3 separate regions of the Mus musculus genome follow, and all the other regions are linked to region 3. Evidence: chromatin loops called from intact Hi-C (ENCODE). Cell type or tissue: left cerebral cortex. All regions are shown on one strand.

The links. Peaks named below come from ENCODE experiments on the same cell type or tissue, not always from the same donor. Only the 100,000 strongest peaks of a DNase experiment are listed, where the experiment ranks them.
Region 1: it touches region 3 in a loop (6-fold over the local background); 25 of 42 quality-filtered maps call a loop at or near these places.
Region 2: it touches region 3 in a loop (2.3-fold over the local background); 3 of 42 quality-filtered maps call a loop at or near these places.

Annotation. Positions count from the first base shown.
Region 1 is chr12:91,794,984-91,802,983 of GRCm38, forward strand. No RefSeq gene overlaps it. Among named protein-coding and RNA genes, the nearest start is that of Ston2, 13 kb to the left of the region's middle. In left cerebral cortex, a CTCF peak has its summit at 4,616 (motif pointing left); a DNase peak (open chromatin) is centred at 4,599.
Region 2 is chr12:91,560,506-91,568,505 of GRCm38, forward strand. It overlaps Gtf2a1 (general transcription factor II A, 1), which reads right to left. Exons shown (of 9, transcript NM_031391.2): 6 at 7,632-7,765; 7 at 7,035-7,355; 8 at 2,404-2,493. Among named protein-coding and RNA genes, the nearest start is that of Gm25776, 9.1 kb to the right of the region's middle. In left cerebral cortex, no CTCF peak of the experiment used is centred here; a DNase peak (open chromatin) is centred at 3,561.
Region 3 is chr12:91,397,182-91,405,181 of GRCm38, forward strand. Tshr (thyroid stimulating hormone receptor) reads left to right here and starts at 3,812. Exons shown (of 10, transcript NM_011648.5): 1 at 3,812-4,073. The coding sequence starts at 3,904. In left cerebral cortex, a CTCF peak has its summit at 3,193 (motif pointing right); DNase peaks (open chromatin) are centred at 3,206 and 3,667; H3K4me3 peaks cover 712 bases.

The DNA of each region.
Region 1 (8,000 bases), 400 kb after region 3:
CTCTTCTTTTTCTTTTCCCGCTGGTTCACAAAGAGTTAATGAGCTCCAAGCCTCTCGCCTGGCCAGTGAGGGGCATTTGAACCAGAAGGAAAAGACTAGGTAACTAAGCTTTTTTTTTTTTTTTTCTTCTAATCCACTGTTACTAACAGGCGTTTATTACCAGAAACCAGCGGTGTTTATCCATAGAATAATAAGAAACCACACTTATTAAATCATGATATAGTTAGAGAAAAGAAACCAGAACTTAAAGCACAAAAGAGGAAGTACACCAGCATTCTTAAAGCACAAATTGAAAGATTATAAGGCCAGGGACCATCAGTCTTTGACTGTCATACAATGCTGTGTCCCACTTCAGCCCTGGCTGGAGCAGGCCCCCAGCAGGAATTATCTTCTCAGTTGATATACAAATATGTGCACAGTAAGAAACAGATATATATATATATATATACTATATCTGTGCTAGAGATGGCGTCTGGATAGATGATAAGATCATGTGGTATTCTTACAAGTGTGCACATGCATATGGGAGCAAATCTGAGAGGCTGGTGACAGAGAGAGTCTGGTGTGACCACTGGAGACCCTCCAGGAATTTTCAACTGTTGAGGTTGCTATCTATCCATGCTAGGGAGGGCCACCTTCCCAGACGCCTGGGGACCACCAAGGGTGTCCCTAGACTCTGCTATAGACATTCGGAGCAGAACAGGGAATGAGTGAGAGAACATGAGCTCAGGTATAGGTAGCCATGTTTTTTTTCTTGACTTACTCAGAAAGGTTTCAGCTATCCATCCATCCTTCCATCCCTCTCTTCCTTCCTTCTTTCCTTCCTTCCTTCCTTCCTTCCTTCCTTCCTTCCTTCCTTCCTTCCTTCCTTCCCTCTCTCTCTTCCTTCCTTCCTTCCTTCCTTCCTTCCTTCCTTCCTTCCTTCCTTCCTTCCTTCCTTCCAGGTCCTTTCTTCTTTTCTCTTTCTTCTCTCTCTCTCTCTTCTTTCCTTCCTTCCTTTCTTCTTCTATCCCTCTCTCCCCCTCTCTTCCTCTTCTTCCTCCTCCTCTTCCTCCTCCTCCTAATTTTCCTGGCTTTAAAAAAATTCTCATTAGCTGGGCAGTAGTGGCAAATACCTTTAATCCCAACAGTCCATAGGCAGAGAGGCAGGTGAATGTTTGTGAATCTGAGGCCAGCCTGGGCTACAGAGTGAGTTCCTGAACAACCAGGGCTACACAGAGAGAACTTGTCTCCAAAAAAAGCTGAATTAAAAAGGAGTTTTCACAAATGATACCATTCCCCACGACTCGTGGAATAGCTCCCATCTATAGAACTGCGTTCAGTAGCATCTGAAAGAGACGTGAAGGATAATGAACAAAGAAGGCATGTCCCTTAAAAATTATTCTAGATAGGACTGGAGAGATGGTTCAGAGCACTGGCTGCTCTTCTAGAGGAACCAGGTTCTATTCCCAGTACCCACAAGGTATCTCATAACCATATATAATTCCCGTTTCAGGGGCTCTGATGGCCTCTTTCGGCCTCTGAGGGTACAAGGCATGCAAATGGTACACAGACATACATGTGGACAAAATACCCTTCCACATTAAAGGAGGTATTCTAGGTCATTGGGCAGGAGAGATTATCCAGCCAATAAAGGTGCCCAACTTTCTGTCATTACAATGCATTGGTGGCTGAGGAGAGACCAACTCCTGAAAGTTGTCCTCTGACCCCCACACATGGGTGAGTACCCACATAACTTCACCCACCCCCAATTTTTTTTAAAAGGTAACAAAATTATAATAGGTTCTGCTCTAGGACAGGCAAGTGAACCCTGAGCATATATCTACTGAGGAGATGTAGAGCTCCCGCATGGCTCTGGGTCTCTGGGAGAAACCTTGAGCTCCCACACAGAAAGAGGGAAGGCTTCCCTCACCACACCCAGCTGCTTCCCCTCACAATCCATCATCAAGCCTGTTTTCTTCCTCGCAAGCTTTTGCCAGCCATTGCCCAGTCTTCCGGAAGGGGAATCAGCTTCCTGCCCCTGATGGGAGAGGACAGTTTCTATTCATGCCATTCACCAGGAGGGATCAGGAAAGGCAGGAGGATGTTGGCCAGGGGCTGTTTGGGAGCTTAGCTGTTGGACCTAGCATGGGTAAGACCCTGGGTTTGATCAGCAACGATGTACACATACAAAAGCAAACAAAAAATTGAGGGCGGGGGGGGGAAGCTACATGAACAAGAGTTTTTCTCAGGGAACATCTGGCATTGGCCTGGAAGGTGTGTTTGTGGGAGGTGGGTTGGGGAGTTGTCTCATTTCACACCCAAGGGGTCTGTCTGCCCAGGAAGTGCTGGCTGGCTGCCAGCTGACTTTAAGGAAGATGAGTCCAGAGTGCTCCCAGAATCCTCCTATGTATTTTGTTATTCTGTTCTGATTCTCCTTCTCCCTCTCTCCTCTCCCTCTCCCTCTCTGTAGGTGTGTGCATGATGTATGCAGGTGTGTGTGCCAAGTGTGGAAACCATAAGTCACTATCACCCGCCCTCTGTTCCTCTCCACCTTACATTTTGAAACAGAGTCTCTCTTTGAATCTGGAGCTCACTAATTCCACCAGATCATCTGACTAGCCAGTGGTCCTTCTGTCTCTGCCCCCACAGTGCTGGATGTCACCATTATGCCACCATGAACTTTTTTTTTTTTTAAGATTTATTTATTTATTATATGTAAGTACATTGTAGCTGTCTTCAGACACTCCAGAAGAGGGAGTCAGATCTCCTTACGGATGGTTGTGAGCCACCATGTGGTTGCTGGGATTTGAACTCTGGACCTTCGGAAGAGCAGTCGGGTGCTCTTACCCACTGAGCCATCTCACCAGCCCCCACCATGAACTTTTAATGACATCCGAGGGTCTAAGATCAGTGTAGCAAACACTTTACTCAATGAAACATCTTGCTAATCCTCTTCTTTCCTGATTGCTAGATATGTTTAAAGAGTATCAACTTGGACAGATTCTTATTTGCCTGTTTAGGCATTGTAACTAGCCCTGATCACTTTCCTCATTTCCCAAGGTCTTTCTCTTTTAGGAGGCTGCATTTAAGAAGTCAAAAGTCCTTGGAAACTATGTAGCAAAGCATTGAGACCTTAGATGATAGAACAAAGAAATGCTGGGGTGGGGGTGGGGTGTGGTGAAGTAAGGGGTGGGAGTGGGGGTGGCATTATTCCTTTAATCCCAGCACTTGGGAGGCAGAGGCAGGTGGATCTCTGTGCATTGGAGGCCAGCCTGGTCTACACACAGATTTCCAGGACAGCCAGACCTATACAGAGAAACCCTTTCTTGAAAAACAGACAGACAGAAGAACAGACAGACAGAACAAAGTAGTAAGGGTGTGATGGATTGTATATACTTGGCCCAGGGAGTGGCACTATTAGGAGGTATGGCCTTGTTGGAGTAGGTGTGTCACTGTGGGTGTGGTCTTTAAGACCCTCATCCTAGCTGCCTGGAAGCCAATATTCTGCCATCAGCCTTCAGGTGAAGATGTAGAACTCTCAGCTCCTCCTGCACCATGCCTGCCTGCATGCTGCCATGGTCCCACCTTGATGATAACGGACTGAACCTCTGAACCTGTAAGCCAGACCCAATTAAATGGTTTTTTTTTTGTTTGTTTGTTTTTTGTTTTATAAGATTTGCCTTGGTTGTGGTATCTGTTCACAGCAGTAAAACCCTAACTAAGACAAAGGGTGTCACAACACACCAGGACCAAGAGACAAAGCACATAGAAATTTGTGACGTGCTGCAATTTCTTTATCAGCAAGAGACTGATTTTCTGACAACAGCCCAGAAGCTCACAGCACCCAGTAAGGATCAGTGATCTTCGAGGAAAGGGGAGCAGTGTGATTACGTCCCCAGAGGGAAGTGGGTAGCTGCTAGTGAATGGTAGTCCTCATGTCAGAAGATGGAGCCAGAGCACTGTGGAGAGGCTCTCTAGGGAGACTCTTAGCAGATGTCCCTCTCTCCCTGGGCCCATCTCTGAATTAGCTACAACTGGAGGCAAGTCCTGGGAGTTTCCCACACCAAATGCTTAATCCTCCTTACTCTCCCTGCTTCACATGGTTGTGGAAGGAACAACTTGGTAGATGCCAAAGGAGGAAGCCGCCAGTGGAGACCCACGGGAGAGCGTGCAAGCCCAGGAGGACTTTGTTTCTTATGACACTGCATCCAGGACCTGGGTAGACCAGATGGCTCCTTGGTGTCAGGTGACATGTGTTCCCTGCAACTTCAGTATTATGTATGATAATACAATGAGGGAGTGCTGATGATGCCAAGAGGCCCCAAGGATGCTTCTAGAAGGTACAGTTATATTCTTGTGAGGAACATCTGACCTCAGACTTCATTTCAGAAAAGTAGCCTGGAAAAACAAAACAAAACAAAACAAACAAACAAAATACTGGAAAACTTGTCTTTTTTATGATAAAAATTAATTTATTTTTTTTACACTCCATATTCCATTACCTGTGCCCTCCACACCCCAACTTGTCTTTTTAAAAACAAAGCAAAGCAAAACAAAACAAGACAACAACAACAACAACAAAACCACGCACAACTTTTTTTCCGGTGTGACACTCTGGTGCCCTCTAGGGGATATTTTGGAAACTACACCCATGTTTTTTAGAGGATTACATTTGCTTATAAAGTAATTGATTTCATTGCGATATTTTCATATATGTGTCTCATTATAACGTCATTCTCCTTCATTCCCTTCCTCACTGCCCCTGATCTCATGCTCCTTGCCCCCCCCATCCCCACCCCGAGTCGTTCCATTCTTCTGCCCAGATAGCCTCATGACTTTGTCTTCTTTACCTCAAGAGGAACTGATAGATAGGTCCAGATTAAAAAACAATGTGAGATTCCTAGTTGAAAACAGGCGCACACAAGAGCTTAGACTCTGAACTGATGCATTCAATCATTTGACGTAGATGGGAACATGGTGTTATCATCTACAGCGTTCACATTTGAGGATCGTGCAATTGAGTAACAAAATAATCTCATGATGTAACCAGCGAGTTTACGATTTTGTGCTAGGTTGCAATCATTTTGCTGCCTTTGGGTGCACGTGGCAAGCGGGTGTAGGTTGGACTTGCCTGGTCGACAAGTGAATGGTAGATAGTTCAGCCCGACTTGCTGTTTAGCTTAGATGGAAGCAGTACTGGGAGAGTGAGAGGAGTCTGTCTGCATTGTGGTCTCTGTTCTCTGTGTACCCATTCTGTCTACATAACCACACCCCACAGGACGAAGATGGCTGTGTAACCGCTGGAGCTACAGAATCCTAAAAAGGAACTAGACATTTTTAGTGATCAGCTAGTGTTTAATGGTACTTTACCAACTCGATAAGACTTTTGAGAAAAAGGGGCTCAACTATATATATTCCAGGCAAGTTTTTCATCTTTATGATAGCCAGGCTTTCTGAGTGAAGAAAGATATGCATGGAAGGGCCCATGTCCCATGGAAGTTAGTAGACACAGGGCAAAGGTGGCAGCTCCTGGTGGCACTCACAGGCCCCCTGGCTACACTGCCTTTCTCCTCCTTTCTGGTCCAGTCTTGGGTGCAGTAAACACCCAGGTAGCATTGGATGGGATTGGCACAGCAGAGCTAAAGAGGGCAGAGGTTGTTTTGGTTTCTTTTCATTGATGCTCTAAGTACTCCATGTTTCCTCTTCTTAGTTTGGAAAGGGCTTTGTTACTCCAGTGGGTCGAGCTCAATGTTAAACGTTCTGTTCCTATTTCTTGGACACCGCCTGTGTGGGGGAGAGATTCCTGAGCAGGCCTCCCTCCAGGTGATGTGGGCCACTTGTCCCTCTCCTAAGCTGGTTTCTTGGAAGGATATGTTCATCCTTCTTGGGATTTGAGAGAGTTCAGGGAAGTCTCATACACAGTGGCTAAGCCATGGGGCACCACTCAAACTGTTAAATGTCCATTTGCACGTCTGCACTTTCTCTGGATGTCAACGCCCCCTTTTTTCATGTTCTTCCAACTAGAAACTCCATCTGCTGATTCAAAAAAATGAAACAAATTAATTTGCATGTTGGGCATCCTGCTGAGCTCTGGACCCCTGCGGGTGAACAAGACAGACTGGTGCCTGTTTTGGGATTTACAAGCCAGGAGAGTACAGCAGGCAAAGACTGTAATCAATGATAAGAAGAACTATCTAAGAAACACACAAGGGTGCATATCAGATGGGCTTGACTTAATGTGGACCCAGTGGAGTCTAAGCGGAGACTGGAGCACAAGCCTGGCTAGAGGGCAGAGAGGCCTCAGGGAGCCTCAGGAAACGAGAAGCCAGAAGAACTGAGGCAGGCACAGCTGGCACTGAGTGTCCACACACACATAGGCACTCGCTGGCTCCACTAATCTTCAATAGCCCAGCTGTGTCATAATGGAGCGGGTGATCTAAAATCTATAGGCAAACTGGGCAGATGACAGTTACATCAGAAACCCCTGAAAAATTGGTACTACAGAAACAGCTTGGGCGTGAGAAGTTGCTGAAGGCCACCGATGAAGTCCTCCAGCATGGGCTGTTGTTTAATTCCTGGCATTGTCCTTGCATTCCCACCTTGTAGAGAAGCAATCTAGACACCAGACATTGCCCATTTCCATGCTAATTTGTGAAATGCAACCCTAAAGCAGCCTGCAGCTCTACTTGAGCTCTCTGGATGTTTGCTTTGAGTCTTTATTCTTTCTCCACCCTTAGAGAGACCCTGGCCGGCTCCCAGAGGTTTGGGGCAGGCTAGCCCAGGAGCCAAGCTTGTGAGTGCAGGATGGACCTTTGGTTATTCTGGCTTCAGGTAGAGATGCTAGGCCTAGGGTAAAAGGTTCAGGTCCTGGTCACAAGGCTCCTATAGCCATTTCACCCTGCCCTAGACATGGTGGAGCAGAGATGTGTGGCCCTCACAACACTCCAGATGCCTGTCATGCTTATAGTCACAGCATGATACCAGGATACTTGTAAACACATTTTTTTTTTTTTCCGAGACAGGGTTTCTCTGTGTAACCCTGGCTGTCCTGAAACTCACTCTGTAGACCAGGCTGGCCTCGAACTCAGAAATCCACCTGCCTCTGCCTCCCAAGTGCTGGGATTAAAGGTGTGCGCCACCACACCCGGCACCTGTAAACAATTTTAGCAGCCCATGCTAAATACAGAACAGCCTGTCAGTGTGGACAGGGTGACATGGAAGGGGGCAGATGTTGCCCTTTGTGTCATTACTCTTTCTGTTCCCCACAGGACTGTCCACATCTCTATTATAGAGCTTACCACGCTGCATTCAGGGCATAGCATATCACAGTAAAGAACCTGGGTATTCGAGCCAGGAACATCTTTTATTTGCATTTGAGGTTTTTTGTTTTTTTTTTATGACTAGCACCAGTTGAGCAATCTCAAGTTGCTCAGCCTTTCAGGAGTTTGCTTCTTCAGCGGTTGGGAGAGAGATGGAAGAGGGAGTGACATCATGGAGTCATCATTATAATCCAGCTCAGTAATGTATGCCAAGTACCTTGGTGTTCAGTCAGCGGTGGAGATGTCTCTTAGCGGACAGAGCCATTCTCCGTTCATTCTTCCCTGCGCACTCATCTACCTCAGATTTACCTCAGATTTACCTCAGTGACGCAGTGGACACAATAAAGGCTGTGCAGGGAACGACACAAACAAAGACTTATTATAATATCAATGCTGTTATGGATCATGATGGAAATATCCGAGTTTTCTGATGGGCTTAGGTGACCCCTGGGAAAAGGGTTGTTTGATCCCTACCCTAGCTTGAGAATCACTGCATTAAGCTATTCAAGAGGGCTGGTGGAAGGAGCGGAGGGGAACACAGCTGCAGGCCATGGCGGTGTGTCTGACCCCTCCCTCACACCTCTGTCTCATGGTCCAGAATGGTGACAAGGAAAGAGCTGTTTAATAAAGCTAAGAGGCCGGAGGGAGGCAACCAGGCTCTCTTCAGTTAACGCTGGGGTCTTCTTCCTGCTTAGGGTA
Region 2 (8,000 bases), 160 kb after region 3:
ATATTCAGAAAGAAGTCCAAAAATTCAAAACTGAAGTCATGTTGAGTAATATTTATGTTTGCACAGAAGTACAAAGTACAAATTTAAAAGCATTCCTTTACTAGCCTAAGCCCTTCATAAATACACCAAATGCCAACAAAATATCTTTAATGTCCAAAGAAAATGTATTCAACTAAAATTACCTCTAACAATGTTTCCCTCACATTCTACTGTTTTCACCAGTGCTCCAAGTGTTTGCTCTTTAATCAGCAGAAACTTGCCATTCTATTAGCATTTCAACTAAGCCACAACTTGCCAGGCAACAACTTCATTATTCCTTCTGTGCTTTTCTTAAAATTCACTCACTGTTGAAATGCAAAGCCCAGGCTTCAAAACAAAACTTCTAAAAAAATCAAGTTGGCCCAAACCCCATTCATTTCTCATTTTAAATAACCCAGGCTACTTCACCATTTAACTTACCTAAGCACTCATTCTAGTCTTTCAGTCTTTCTAATTTTTCAAATAGAACTCTGAAAACTCTGAAATTGTTCTTCACTAGGCTATGTATACCTACTCTCATTTTATTGGTTTAAAACCTGAATGTATCTGGGAACAAGACAAACCAACTTTACACTTAAAAATTGAATACAGCAGGGCGGGATGAGGACCAGTCAGAGGGTGAACCAGGAGGGAAAGGAAATCTGGCGTGCAAAAAAAAAAAAAACAGGAATTTTTAAAAAACTGAATAGAGCTTATCAAAGGAGAATACACTATTCTCTTAAAACAAGAAAATACTTCCAGGAGTATTTTTTTAGTCAAGCTCTTGTCTGGTAACCTGCCATCATGAAACTGTGTTTTGGGTATTTGGCTGCAAGCAGGTCTTTTCAGACTAACTACTGTTTTAACCTCATACTCTTTCTGCAGCTAACAAAAAAATCCCATCTGCTACACAGTTTGTGATAGAGATTATTAAAAACATTCATCTGAAGTCACAATGCACTAAAACAGATCAATCATGTAACAGGCTTTAGGTTATTGGTATACAGCTGACCTGGCTTTGCCTTTTTTTAATTAAGAAGGAAGATACACTGTATTGCCAGTCCCCCTACTGATCTGTTTGGTTAGGCACAGCTACTTATACTCATTGTAACAACAAAAAAGTAAGATCTCTTTAATCGGAAGGGAATTTCATGTACAAATACATATTCATACCCAAATTCTAGTCTCTGAGTACTTTGTACTTACTGCTACTCATTAAACATTTAAGAAAAGAATCACATGGGTACAAAGAAAAATCAATACTATGTGAACTTACAATCCGTTTCATGACCGATAAGCATTTATTGCTTAAAGACGTAACTATAAAAATCCTAACTGGAACACGAATGCAGCAGTTCTCAACCCTTGGGGCTGACTGACCTCTTCACAGGAGTGCCTGAGTTAGGAAGACGGACAACACTGAGAGCTATTAACAAAAATATTATAAAAGAACATTCTGCTTAGGACCTAAACATATAATAATCATAAAAAAAAATAACTGCAATTACTAGGCAGTTAAGAGAATTAGCTCAGCTGTTAAGAGCACTGGCTGCTCTTCCAGATGACCAGGGTTTGGTTCCCATCATCTGCAGGGTGGCTCATAACCTTCTGTAACTCCAGTTCCCGGGCATCTGGAAAACCTTTTCTCACCTTTGCAGGCACCAGGCACAAATGTGGTACACATACACATATGCAGGCAAAACACTCATACATTTAAAAATGGGGGGAGACCAAAAAAAAAAAGAAAAAAAAAATCAAAAAACGAAAACCTTATAAACTAATAGGGAAAAAAAACCCCACAAAACTCAATAATCAATTCCAAACAGCTTGGTTTTAAACTTCCTCAAAGAGAAAAATACATAAAAAAAATTTAAGAAATCTCACAAAACTCATAAAGTTTATGAAAGACAAAATTATTGCATTAGTTCTGTCATTGGAAAGCTGGGGGGGGGGCGTGGGGCGCTGTTACAAGATGACATCATATGAATAGAAAAATGATCATGAAGTCTCCTCATTTTGCCCATTACTTTCTTTCCAAAGGCAGTGGTAAGGAATTAAGATCTATTCATTCTACTCAAACAACTGTGAAACAGTCACAATGTGTCTTTTCGCACTGGCTATAAAAGGGAAGAAGGCAAGCCAGACATGGTGGCATGTGCCCAGACTGAAGCAGGAGGAGCACAGGTGAATACAAAGTCATCCTAGACTAGCTAGCTTCCTACACAGGGAGTTCCTGGCCATCCTGTTACATAAAACCTGGTCTCAGGAGGAAAAGAAAACACAAATACAGGCAGTCATCGTCTGCCTAAACGTTTCAGTACGGCTGAAAAGCTGGTTTAGAGATCACAATAAAAACAATGCTCACACTGAATGTGAAGTCCTTACCTTATCATACTGGCAGACGACAACATTCTCAGTGTCAAAGAGTTCCTGCCCTTCCTCGTCACTGACGTCATCCTCGCTGTTGAGCGGCTCCTGAAAACCAAAGGGGACTTATTATCCAGATCTCATGGATTGCTATGACGTTTCCTGTAGTGACGGATTACCGTGGCCTTGACAGTCTCTGGGAAGGATGTCAGGCATTTACCTGGACACACTGAATGCAGTGTTGTCAATGCTTAAGGTTTTGCCAATGTTATTCAGCGGGAATTTAAGAAAAGTTAAGCTAGAGAACTCGTAAGATTCAAAGGGGGTTATCATTTATTTCCTTTGGAGCTCATTAGAAAGCATTGTCTGCTCATGTAGAAGACCTGGGTTCACTGCCCAGCATCTACTATGGCAGCTCACAACCATTTCTAACTGCATCTCAGGGCACCAGATGTCCTCTTCAGACCTCCCTGGGTACCAAGCACTCATGTAGTGAACATACATGCAGGCAAAACACTCAGGCACATATTTTTTAATTTCCTTATTCATTAGTAACCGCACAAGATAAATTCTCGTGTTTCAGATGACTAGAAATAAACCTAAGAAGATATGAAGGCTTCATGAGGTCATGATATTATGTACCAGCAACAATTTAAAAGAAAAAAAAATGACATTGAAGAAGAAAGAATACAATTGGTTTGCAGTATGGCCTCAGGACTGTACTAAAGATTAAGATTCTAAATGCCGATCAATACTGTCTGTCAATATGACGTGGTGGAAAAAAGAATTAAGATTTAAATTTGTCTTAAACATAGAGGATGAAATATCTCAGGGCCAAAAATAAAACCAAAGAAGGGGATAAAATAAGGATAAACTGCATTTGTGGTGTTAGATAAAAGCTTTAACTCAGATTTAAATGACGACAAGACAAAACAGAGGGAGGAAGGAAACCAGTCAAGGATGTTAAAGCCTAGGCATGTGCCACTCACACATGGGGTGACATGTGACATACATACTCTTTGAACACAAATGTCTATGTTAAGTGAAAAAAAAATGATTAAACTGTTTAGAAAATACACTTCCTACCTCCATAGCTCCAGAGCACTCCACCAACTTTACCCATAAGCAATCACTATCTCCTGGCAACCACCAATCTGCTTCCTGACGTCATCAATTTGCCTATTCTGTGGGTACCTGTGGGTGTTTGTGCTGTGCTTTTCGATGTTCAACGTAGACTCATGGAGCAGCATGCACAGTACTTTGAGCTTCTTAGAGCCAAATACTATTCTACTGTATAGATATGCCACATTTCCTTTGCCATTCACAGACAGTCCCCATACTTGCATTGTTTGGACAGTGACAAGAGGATCACTGTGAGCACTCATGTACATGTTTTTGTCTGAACTCCTGCTTCAATGCTTTGCTATATGCATTTGCAAGTGAAACTTAGCAGCACACTGCTAATTCTCTGCTTAACTCTGAAAACCACCAGTACACTGTTTCCCTTAAAAGCCGTCCGTACCACTTAATATTCACACCAGAAACACGTTAAGGGTTCCAAATCTTCACCATCATTTATGACTCATGTCTTTTAAAATTACACCATTGCTACCTGGAGAAATGGCTGAGCAATTTGAGTATTGGCTGCAGCTGGGCGTGGTGGCACACACCTTTAATCCCTGCACTTTGGCGGGGGGGGGGGGGGGGGGGGGTGTGTGTGTGTGTGTGAGGTGAGTGGGAGAAGAAGGCGGATTGCTGAGTTGGAGGCCAGCATGAACTCTACAAAGTGAGTTCCAGGACAGTCAGGGCTACACAGAGAAACCCTGTCTCGAAACACCCCCCCCTCCCCAAAAAGAGTATTGGCTGCTTTTCCAGAAGGCCTGGGTTCAATTCCAGCACCCACAGGGCAGCTCACAACCATATAACTTCAATTCCAGGGATCTGACACCCACTCCTCTGGCCTCTGTAGGCAATGAATGCATGTAATACATGGAAATACGTCCAATCAGTCATACATGTAATGTTTTGGTTTTTTTAATTATAGTTTTTCTAGTAGGTATGATGACCCCCAATTGTGGTTTAAATTTCCATTTCCCTAACAACTAAAAATGCTTAGGAAAAGAAAACCACATCTGTTATTAGTTTCTGAGGGTCAAAAGAATAAGCAACCAGAGGAAGTTTCCCTGTTCAGTCTCACACAGGTTAAAATGTATGGTCCGACAGGACGTATTGTCAGCTGACCCTTTGGGGTCTTTCCAAGCTCATTCAGATTGCTGGCAGAACTGAACTGCTTAAAGTTGTAAGGCTGAGACTTTCTTATACACTCTTGAGCTGAGCAGTGGGTGGTTCAATGGCAGAATACAGTACCAAGCAGCAAATATCCAGATGCTGTTCATGGTGTCACATGCCTTTAATCCCATCACCTGGGAGGTGGAGGTACAGACCACCATGGTCTACATACCAAGTCCCAGGACAGCCAGAGCTACAGAGCCTGTCTCAAAACAACAAACAACAAAACCAAAAACCACCCCCTCCCTCGAGTTTAGCAAGGCAGGGACAGAGGTGCACAACTTTGATCCTAGAACACAGGAGGCATTATGTTCCAGGCCAGCCAGGGAGACTTAAGGAGACCCTGTCTCAAAAACAATTAAAAACAAAACACAGGAAGAGATTATATAATTTTTTTAAAATACAAATCCTTTCGCTGGGCATGGTGGCGTATGCCTTTAATCCCAGCACTTGGGAGGCAGAGGGAGGCAGATTTCTGAGTTCCAGGACAGCCAGGGCTACACAGAGAAACCCTGTCTCGCAAAACCAGAAAAAAAAAAAAAAAAAAAAAAGAAGAAAGAAAGGAAGAAAGAAAACAAAAACAAACAAACAAAAAATCTTTCCTAAGGATACTATCAATATAAGAACTGGTGAGAGGATTATGAGAAAAGAAATTACAAAAGCGTTCATACATATTGACATAAACTTCTGTCAATGTGAGTATAGCAGTTAGGGAGAGAATACATAATGACCAAGCTGTGTCACATAGAGAACTCAAGACTGGTTTGCAAATTAGGACCACTCAAAAAAATTCATAAATAGCCGTCTATGAGTGGGATACAGCAACCAATGGCTGCAGAAAGGCATTTCATAATAAAATACATTTCCTTATAATTTAAAAAAAAAAAGCAAAACACTTGGTGCTCACTTAGCCCCAAAAGACATCTATAAGGGAAAACAACAACAAAAACAACAACAACAGCAACAACAACAACAAATACAGTTAATCATAGAACATTATAAAAAAATCTTCCACATTAAAACACAAAAAAGTCAACGAAGGCATTAGTACAAAACCATGAGGCTGGCGCAACGATGACTATTACAAATTCTGTACATGTCTATAACGCAAGCAAGCTGGAGAAACACAATGTAATGTAAATGTCACTTATGAAAAGACTAAGATTTGGGAAAGGGTTAGAAATAATGCACACTGGCCATTTGACACAGTAAAAATATAGTAACAAGCAAATGCATGCAAAGCAACTGAGGCTCCTGAGTAGTTAAGGAAGTTCCAACTAAAGACACCACTTTTCAGACTGGAAAAAACTCAACAGTCTGCCACTATCAGGAATTGATAACATACTGACATCTACAAGTTACAGACATGGCAGGATAGTCTCAGTCAGGTCAGATGGCAAGTCCATGTTCGTGTGTAATACTAAAGAGAAACTCAGGAGCTCGCAGAACACAAGCCACCCAAATGCTCACTAGATCCAGAAGAGGGCAATCAAATTATAGTACAATCAAGAGTAAAAATGAGCTATAGACTGTGACCTAGATGAACCTTAGTGACATCATTTTAAGAAAATTTAACAGAAACTACATTTAAACATATTGTACTTCTGCTATACATGGACAAGAAAACTCAAGTAGAGGCAGAGGCAGGCTGATTTCTGAGTTCGAGGCCAGCCTGGTCTACAGAGAGAGTTACAGGACAGCCAGGGCTACACAGAGAAACCCTGTCTCGGAAAAAAAGAAAGAAAAGAAAAAAGAAAAAAGTATGAAGATCGGATTATTGAGGACCTGCTATGGAATACAACAAAGGCCAAGCATGGCTGTGGCTGCATCTGTCACATTCAGTTTTTCTCCAGGTTCCTCTCTCCCCAGACCGTCATACCTTTTTAATCACTAAAAGACATAATCAATTACATCTATCTTTTTACCAATACATTATGCTTAAACCACATTTCAGATATCTTTGATCTGCACTATCGTCACTATCCCTATTAATATAGTACCCACTTGATACACATACCTTTAAAATGAGCGTATAATAGTTACTGTTAACACCATCAGGACCTATATTGTATTTCCTGGGAGATGTACCTCACTCAGGGCATATCTATGAGGGATTATCTAGGTCCTGAGCATGCCTACAGTGGACTGTGATAAAAATATTAACTGACTTAGGAAGACTCACACGCCCAAGTGTACAGCACCACACCCTAGGCTTGGGGATTTGACAGTATATGGAAAAAACTAAGTGCGAGCATCCACCTCTCTCTGCCTCTGGGGGAAAAAAAAAGCATATAATTTGCATGCTTAGCAAAAGTGAATGATGAGTGCCTTTTCTTTTCAAAGCTTTTATAGAAACTTACTTCTTCCACCTGCCCATCTTCAGCTCCATCTTTCTCTTTATCTTCTTCCTCATCATCATCATAGTCTTCTTCTTCATCTTCATCTTCCTCAGAAGATGTATCCCCTGTTCCATCAACTTGCAGCACCAACGGAGCTTGCTGTTGGGCAGGCTGGGCCTGTGGCTGCTGCTGTCCGGCTGCAGGCATCGGCGCTTGTGCCGGGGCGGGTGCTGCCACTGTTGTAGGAATGACCTGAGTCTTATTTCCTGTAAATAAGATTTGCTGTGGCTGGATGATGACGCCTGTCTGTGGTGAAATCCCTCCAGGAAGTGGGGCTAAGACCTACAGAAACAAAATCACCAATTAGAAACCGGTTAGAGGGATCAAACGTCCAAAACCAAACTAATAATAATTCAGTTTTAAACAGGAGAAATGTACATTAAGCTTGAAGGCATATAATCTTAACTCAGTACAATTGTTTCTGACTGCTGCACACCTATTAACTTGTCTGGGGGAAAGAGTGGGGAAGCACACAAGAAAGTCATACAACTCCAGCAGCGGCAGAGGCAGAAGCCCAAGGAAATGGATACCACGGGGCCTGTAGGTTATACTGCTTACCTGCTGGATAACAGGAGCTTGGACTCCACCAGGCTGCATTTGTGGTATAACTTGTTGTTGTAGAACAACTGACTGCTGAGGCTGCAAGATATACTGGGCACCATTGGCTGCTCTGACCACCTGAAGCAGCTGGCCTAAGGCAAAAAAGAATATATCCAAGTTGCTATTTCAGTAACAATTAATGCACCAAGAAATGTATACTGCTTTCAAGCCAAAGAATCTAGAAATTACCAAGTTAGAAGACAAGCATCCTACTAAGGGGTATCAACTAACATGAGCTATAACCATTCCTGTTCCCATCTTCCTTGTATATCCAAACAGCTCAGTGATTACAAGCACTGGCTACTCTTCCTGGGAACTAGGGTTCCA
Region 3 (8,000 bases):
AATTATCCCAGTTATTCTAACCTTATGATATCATAACTACCTGTGGCTATTAAAGCCACGCTGGTTGGGGTTCTTCTTCCTGTCTGTCTGCTTTCCATCTCTGCCTCCTCCTCTCTCCCCTGAGGTGCTGTCTCTCCAACTCTTCACTCCGCCTCCCTTTTCCCTGTCCAATCACAAGCCTCCTGATGCACTAATATTTTAATGTAATTGGACAGGGAAAATCCTGCAATTGGAGGCTCTGGGTCTACTGTCAGATTCTGAAGGGGAGCCTCCAAGAGGCTGACAGGTGACCCATAAGTTTATCCAAGGTAAGCCACGTGACACAGGGAAAGAATGAAAGCCCCAGAGAATATCTAAAGAGACATGTTGAAGCCTATAGGACCTATACAGGCTTTCACCCAGAAGCCCAAGAAACCCATCAGCAGTGAAGACAGCTTTTGCTAACCAAGCTGCTCCTGACATCCATTGGAAACTTCAGGGCCTGGATGACTTTGCAGGTAAGTAACTGAATTAGTTGCGGCAGCATATTATAAGCGCAACTATTGGAATCCTAACAGAGAAGCAGTCCAATAAAGGGACATAAAAGACGTATGGCTGAAACTTTCCAATTTTGACAAGAATCATAGACACACACGTGATGGTTAGTGTTCGTCATCAACAAAATCTATAATCATCTGGGGAAACTGCCTCTGGTCACGCCTGTGTAGGATTCTCTTGAGTAGTTTAACTGAGGTGGGAGGACCCACCCACTGTGGGCATCACTATTTCCTGGCTGAGATCCTGGACCATAGGAAATGAGAAAGAGGCACTGAACACCGGCATGCGTCCATAGCTCTCTCCTTCCCGATGTGTGTGACCAGCTGCCTCAAGTTCCTGCTACCTTGACCTCCCTATGGATCTACTCTTGGACTGTGAACAAGAATAAACCTTTTCTCCATAGAGTTATTTTTCCAGGTTATTTTAGAACAGCAACAGGGAAGTTAACTAAGACCTCACTCTCCTCATCAAAGAAGTTTCTTTGTGTAACATGTGGACCACATTATAGAAAGCCACAGTTGGTCAAAATGCAGAGAGCTAAGAACCACTGGGTACCCAACCCCCAATTGATGCATCTACAACATAACCCGCACACCTAAAGCCTGTGAGAGAGGGAGATGGAAAGATTGTAAGCATCAGAGAACCAGGATGTCTGCTGAGATATAGTGTCTTCTGTATATGACGGAGAAGCTGCACCCAGGAAATCTCAGAAATATGGCCACCTAAACAAGACCTGCGCAATGGCAATCCCAGCTGACAAGCCAGTGTAGATGAACTAGAATATGGAAACTCATAGATTCAATAGTGAATCCATGAACCGAAAATATACTGTGCTGAGAATTACAATGAAATTAACAAACATCTAACTATGCCAATAAGAAAAACAGAATGGCCAGGCGTGGTGGTGCATGCCTTTAATCCCAGCACTCGGGAGACAGAGGCAGGTGGATTTCTGAGTTTGAGGCCAGCCTGGTCTACAAAGTGAGTTCAGGACAGCCAGGGCTATACAGAGAAACCCTGTCTCGAAAAAAAAGAAAGAGAGAGAGAGAGAGAGAGAGAGAGAGAGAGAGAGAGAGAGAGAGAGAGAGAAAGAAAGGAAGGAAGGAAGGAAGGAAGGAAAAAAGAAAAAAAGAAAGAAAGAACAGAATGAAGACACAAAAATGGGAATGTTGGGTATGAATGAGTCGACATTAGAACCAATTACACATGTTTGTATACATGTATAGAGAGAACACTGTAAAAAAAAATAACTTTATGGCAATGGAGTCAGGAACAGATAACAAATCCTTTATAACCTAGAAGCTACCCAAGCTGCCTCAAAGAGAATATTATCTTTAGAAGTTCAGTTTGTAGTGGAAAACTCAGTGCTCAAGTGTTTTTAATGTAATTCTATCAGATAAGCGCAATGTATACAAACCCTAATAGAAATGTAGAAAAGAGAAGATATCTCTCAATTCACTCCGTGATGAAAGAATCAATTACTGAGAACAAAATATACAAAAGATAAAGAGCAACAGGCCACTTTGCCTTAGGCACATCTACACAAAACCCTCAAATAGAATTTCAGTAAAGAAATGTATTGCTGCAAGAATACATTCAGAAAAGTCGAAGGGTGTTTATCCCTGGATTTAAGATGGGCTTAACATTCAAAATGCAAGCACTATAGCTCTCCACATTTACAAGTTGCTATGTGTGCAGCAGAGAGGAGACTGTAAACAATCTCATTTTCCAGGAAAAGTCTCTGGGTGTCTGTTTGTAGTCATCCTCCTTCTCAAGACTTCAGTCCTTTGGAGCCTCATAGAGCCTATGGTGGCCTACAAGTTGCTATGTAGCCAAGTACCTTGATCCTCCTGCCTCTGACTCCCACAGCTGGGATTGCAGAAGTATCCCACCACACCAAGTTTACACTTGGCTAGGTTTGGAGCCTTGAACATGGTAGGCAAGCACTCTACCAACTGAGCTTTATCCCCAGCCCTGGCTTTACTTCCACCGAAAATACCACATAATGTCATGTATAGGAATGATCACACATAAGTACATAATGCTGTGAATTTAGTTCCTTGTGCTTGCCAGTCGTGTTCTAGATTTGTACATGTCATGTAAACTAGAGCTCGATTCATTTTCTATGAAATATTGTTTGTGCATTCACAGTTTTCTTGAAGGACACGTGGGGTTGTTTACACTTTGGGGTGACAATAAAGTTTCTATAAACATGGGGATGTGTATATCTTAAAGGTACAGTTCAATAAATCTTAATATTTACCTGCCCTTAACCTCCATCCTGTATTTTTAGAGCCTTCTCTCTTCATGTTTCTTCTGATTTCCACCACCACACCTTTCCCTCCTGCTCTGGAGTTACCTGTAAAAGAAGCCGTGTGGCATGTGAGGAGTTAGTATTCCTTTTGCTCCTAGAGGAACGAGCAAGCAGTTATACTTCCAAGAAGAAAATTGACACAATCTAGTTTACATTTGTAGCTAATATTCTTGGTGGGTGTGAGAAGAGCAAGGTGGCACTTAAGTGTTCTCTTCATTCTGGATTTCTGGAGAGGGTGGATGAGAATGAAAAGTGTCTAGGATTCTAAGCAGATTCGTAAAACCAGACTGTTACCGTGCAGGCAAGGGAACCTGTGTGCGCAGTTCCCAGTTATCTACAGCAGATGGCCCCAGAGCCCAGCGCCTGACTTCACGGAGCTGCTGGGTTTGGTGAGAGCAGCATCTCCAGACGTTTAGTGGCGCCTCCAAGCTGGACCGTGGCTGTTCCAGCTAGACAGCATGGAGGATTGTCTCGCCCGGAGTGACTCGTCCCCCTTCAGCTGCACTCTAAGCTGTCACGGGTTGTGCTGACTGCTCCGGAGACTTTTAACCTGGAGAAGCCGAAGTTCCACGGGACACTAGAGAGTCCCACAACAGTCCCCTCCGTGGAGACATTAGACGGAGCCCATTTGGGTGGGTCCCCGGTCGGCACAGCTCTTAAAGGCTGCTCAGTCGGGAAATGTAGCTTCAGGAGTTCGGAGACCAGGAGAGACGAAAGCGTGTCTAGACTTAAGAAAGAACTAATAGGTGACAGGGAGGGAACGACACAGGGACCGAGGTTGGGTGTCTCGGAACAGAAGGCGCTGCGAGGCTGATGAAGTGCCGCAAGCAGGCTTGTTTGGATGGAGAGTTGCCTAGGCAAGCGGAGCACTTGAGAGCCTCTCCTTCCCCCTCTCCAGCGTGCTCTCCAGCGATGAGGTCACAGCCCCTCGGAGCCCTCCTCCTCCCTCCCTTCCCCTCCTGCACCCGGGTCTCTTCCAGCGTCAGACGCAGGGCACTGAGAATGTGGCGACAGCGCGCAACGATGAAGTAGCCCAGAGGGTCCCTTGGAAAATGAGGCCAGGGTCCCTGCTGCTGCTTGTTCTGCTGCTCGCCCTGTCCAGGAGCCTGCGGGGCAAAGAGTGTGCGTCTCCACCCTGTGAGTGTCACCAGGAGGACGACTTCAGAGTCACCTGCAAGGAGCTCCACCGAATCCCCAGCCTGCCGCCCAGCACCCAGACTCTGTGAGTAGCCAAGGCCAAGACCCCCCCCCCCCGAGAAATTCGTGGTGTGTGTTGGGGTGTGCGCGGATATCTGGTCAGTCCCTGTACAAATTCAATCCCCCATGCTCGGGAAGGTCAGCTATGCTGCTGACACGGGGGACAGAATCCCTAATAAAACTTTGGTTCAAGATACCTGGGAGTTGTGCTTAATAAAAAGTTACAAGTAGTCTGTCTACATTGTGCCAACTCCTAGTGCCCGCTGGATTCTAGTTTCACATCAAGTAATAGTTAGACACACACACAACCTTAAGAATTAACTTTTAAAACTTATCTTAGAAAATACAATTGCTTCTCTTCCCAAATTCCCCTGTAAGTATCCCTAGATGAGAAATTACCTTGGCCATTTGACTTATCAAATAATTGTTAAAAGCTTGATCAGAGACGGCATAGTGGCTCTCGACTTTAATCCCAGCAGTCAAGAGACTTTCTGTGAATTTCTGTGAGTTCCAGTCCAGCTTGGTCAGCATAGTGAGTTCCAAGGTAGCCAGGGCTATGTAGACAGACTCTGTCTATAAGAAGGAAACAAAACAAAACAAAACAAAACATAATCGGGAGCCTATTAGAAATGAATCCTTGGACTTGTCAGAACCAAGAAGGGTTTCAAAAAAGGGGGAGGGTTCCCCTCCCATTCCATCTGATCTCTCCTTTATTCTGAACTAGTCTCCTGAATGTGTGTGTCCCAAAGGGGTTTAACTAGATTGCTTACAGGAGCATACATGAGGGGGTTATAGGAGCCTGAGCAGTTACCAGTGGTGAAACCACATAAAGAAAATGTCTCTCCCTCCCAAGGAACCAAGGAAACATCAACATCTGTTAAATCTTCAGGTAGGGGTGGGGGCCTTCTGAGCCCTTACCCACTTTATGGCAGTATGCTAAAGGGTTTAAACGTACTCAGGTCATGGGCAGGCAATCACAGCTTCTATTGGCTCACAGCCATGTCATGTCAAGACAGTGTTCTGCCATCTCCACCCCATCCTCATTTAGAGTTTTTGAAGAGACCTCTGGTTTATAACGCAAATCCTTGAGTTAGCCTCACTTTGCAGCATCCATCAGGATGCTAAACATCCTGGGCTGGCTGTTTGATATGTTGCTAACATGCTGAGGGTGTTTCTTCCTTAGCATGATCTACCTGTGTACTATGGTAGTGAGAGTGAAGTCGATCTCCTCTCTCTACACTGCCGATACAATGCTTCTGTGGTCTTATGGATGGGAAGGAGAGACAGTTCCAATGCAGCACTGGATCTTTTCTTACTTGCCTCTCCAGGGAGGCACAGGGACCGTCATTATAGCAGGGGCTGTGATGGGGACTGGGGGAGCTGCTATCCCTACTGCCCATTTGGGACATTTGACCATCTTTGATATGCAGGAGAACTCTCACTGGAGAATGACACTAGGAAACCTAGACAAAGCAAGAGAACGTAATTAAAGATTTGGGCACATAAGGCCAATGAGATGGCTTAGTGGGTAAAAAGAGCTTGCCCCACAGCACAACAACCTGAGTTTGATCCCTGGAATCTATATGGTGGAAAGTGAGCACTGAATCTCACCGGTTGTCCTCTGATCTCCACATGAGCACCATAGCACACCTCCCAGTGTGTAAATGAATAAAAATGCATGTCTCTGTAGGATTCTCTAAAAAGTAAAGAGTAAAACAACAGCAACAACGTGTTTGGCACATAATTATAGATAATATTACCTCCAAACCAAGCACACTAAGCTGGCCCATCAGTCTCGTCTATTCAGAAGGTTGCCAGGTACTGCTCAGATTGCCTTAGGCTGCCTCTGCATAAGAGGATGGCAGTCTGTGTTTGTATGCTAACTCACTTTGCCTTGTCCTTTAGCCCAGAGCAGGATGCCTGGCACTGTCCCCATCAGTTTCATGGTGGCAGCCATGACCACCTGAATCCACTGGCACATCCTACATTGTCTCGGGTCTTGAGCGTCAGGACAATAAAGGGTTTGTCTGCCATGCGGACGTGTGTTCTGAAATGCTGCTGAGATTTCTCAGGTTCAGGTTTTAACTGTTTGCATGCTGCAACTAACAGTTAAATTGGTGACTATCTCAGTGTTTTCTAAACCAAACAGTTAAGTTCCACCTTCAGGGTTTGGCAGTAGCTTTCCAGTTGTGCTTTTTGCCACTCGGTGTGCTTAAATAGGTGCATTTCTGTAACTGAAGTGAATTTATTTAGGAAAGTTTGTGTTTCTGTTAGAGGTGGAAGGCTGGACAGGCTACGTAATAGGTGGTGACCAGAAAACATGACAGAACAGGTTTAAAACTAAGATGGCAGGGTGGAGCATGGACTACAATGCCTCCACCAAGGCTGCTTCTCTGGCTGTTGAGGGCTTTAGCTTTTTTACTTACAGATATTGAAGTGGCAGCAGATGGGTTTCCACCCTGTCACTGCCTGCCATGGTTTGACGTTTAGTCAAACCATGCTCAAGATACTTTGACTATCCACATCCTACAACTACTGACTTCATTAGTGCTTCCCAGCACTGGCTGTTCTTCCAAAGGACCCTGGTTCAATTCCACATTGTGGCTCACAACTGTCTGATATAGTACTGTGATGGTTTGAATAGATTTGGACTCATGTGTTTGAACGCTTAGCTCATAGGGAGTGGCACTATTAGGAGGTGTGGCATTATTGGAGGAGGTGGGGCCTTGTTGGAGGAGGTGTGGCCTTATTGAAGGAAGTGTGTCACTGTGTAGGTGGGCTTTGAGGTCTCCCGTGCTCAGGCTCTGCCCAGTGTGGAGTCCAGTCTCCTCCTGGTTGGCTAAGGAACTTAGTCTCCTTCTGCTGCCTTTGGATCAAGATGTAGAACTCTTGGCTGCTCCAGCACTAAGTCTGTCTATATGATGCCATGCTTCCCACCACAATGATAAGAGACTGAACTTCTAAAACTGTAAGCAAACCCCTAACTAAATGTTTTCCTTTATAAGAGTTTGCCTTGGGGCCAGGTAGTGATGGTGCACGCCTTTAATCCCAGCACTTGGGAGGCAGAGGCAGGCAGATTTCTGAGTTCGAGGCCAGCCTGGTCTACAAAGTGAGTTCCAGGACAGCCAGGGCTACACAGAGAAACCCTTTCTCGAAAAACAAACAAACAAAAAAAGAGTTGCCTTGGTCTTGGTGTCTCCTCACAATAATAAAACCCTAACTAAGGCAGAAATCCTCTGAGAATAGAAAAAGTAGTCACTCAAGATATGGAGGCTCCTCAAAAGCAGCCAAAACAAGTGGGACATTTCTTGGTCAACTCTGGCTTCTCTCTTTTTAATTTTTTTCTTTTTACTTTTTTCCCACCACACAAGCGTTATACAGTGCCATGCAGTTTCCAGTAGTAATGTCCCAGAACCTGTATGTTACTATAACTCTATTTAATTATCCCAGAACTTGAGTCAAAGAGGTGACTTGAATGTCAAGAATGCCAGGCGCTGTGGGAGGACTGTGGAGTAGTTAAGAAGGCAGCAATAGAGTCACTCAACAGCCCAGTAACATTACAGAGCAGGATCGCCGCAACCTCCTCTGGCTTCGGCATGCATGTGGATGCACACTTGTGCTTGCACATACATGTGCACACACACCAGAAGCTGAATTCTGAGATGATGAGTGGCAGGCTGCACTGAAGTGGTCTGTTGTAGCTGGGTTCCTTTTTGTGTATATGCAAGTGCATGTGTAAATGCTCATGCATGTTTGTGAAAGCATGTAGGTACATGGATGTATGTGCCTTTGTGTGTGCATGAGAAGCCAGGGACTGTGTCAGGTATCGTGCTCCAAGGCCTGAATCCAGTTTTTAGTGATTTCCATCTCTGCAAACAAGTGCTGGCTAGACTGAAGAGTAATTCTATTTTCTGATATCACTTCTGACCAAGCGGTAAGCATAGAGAAAACT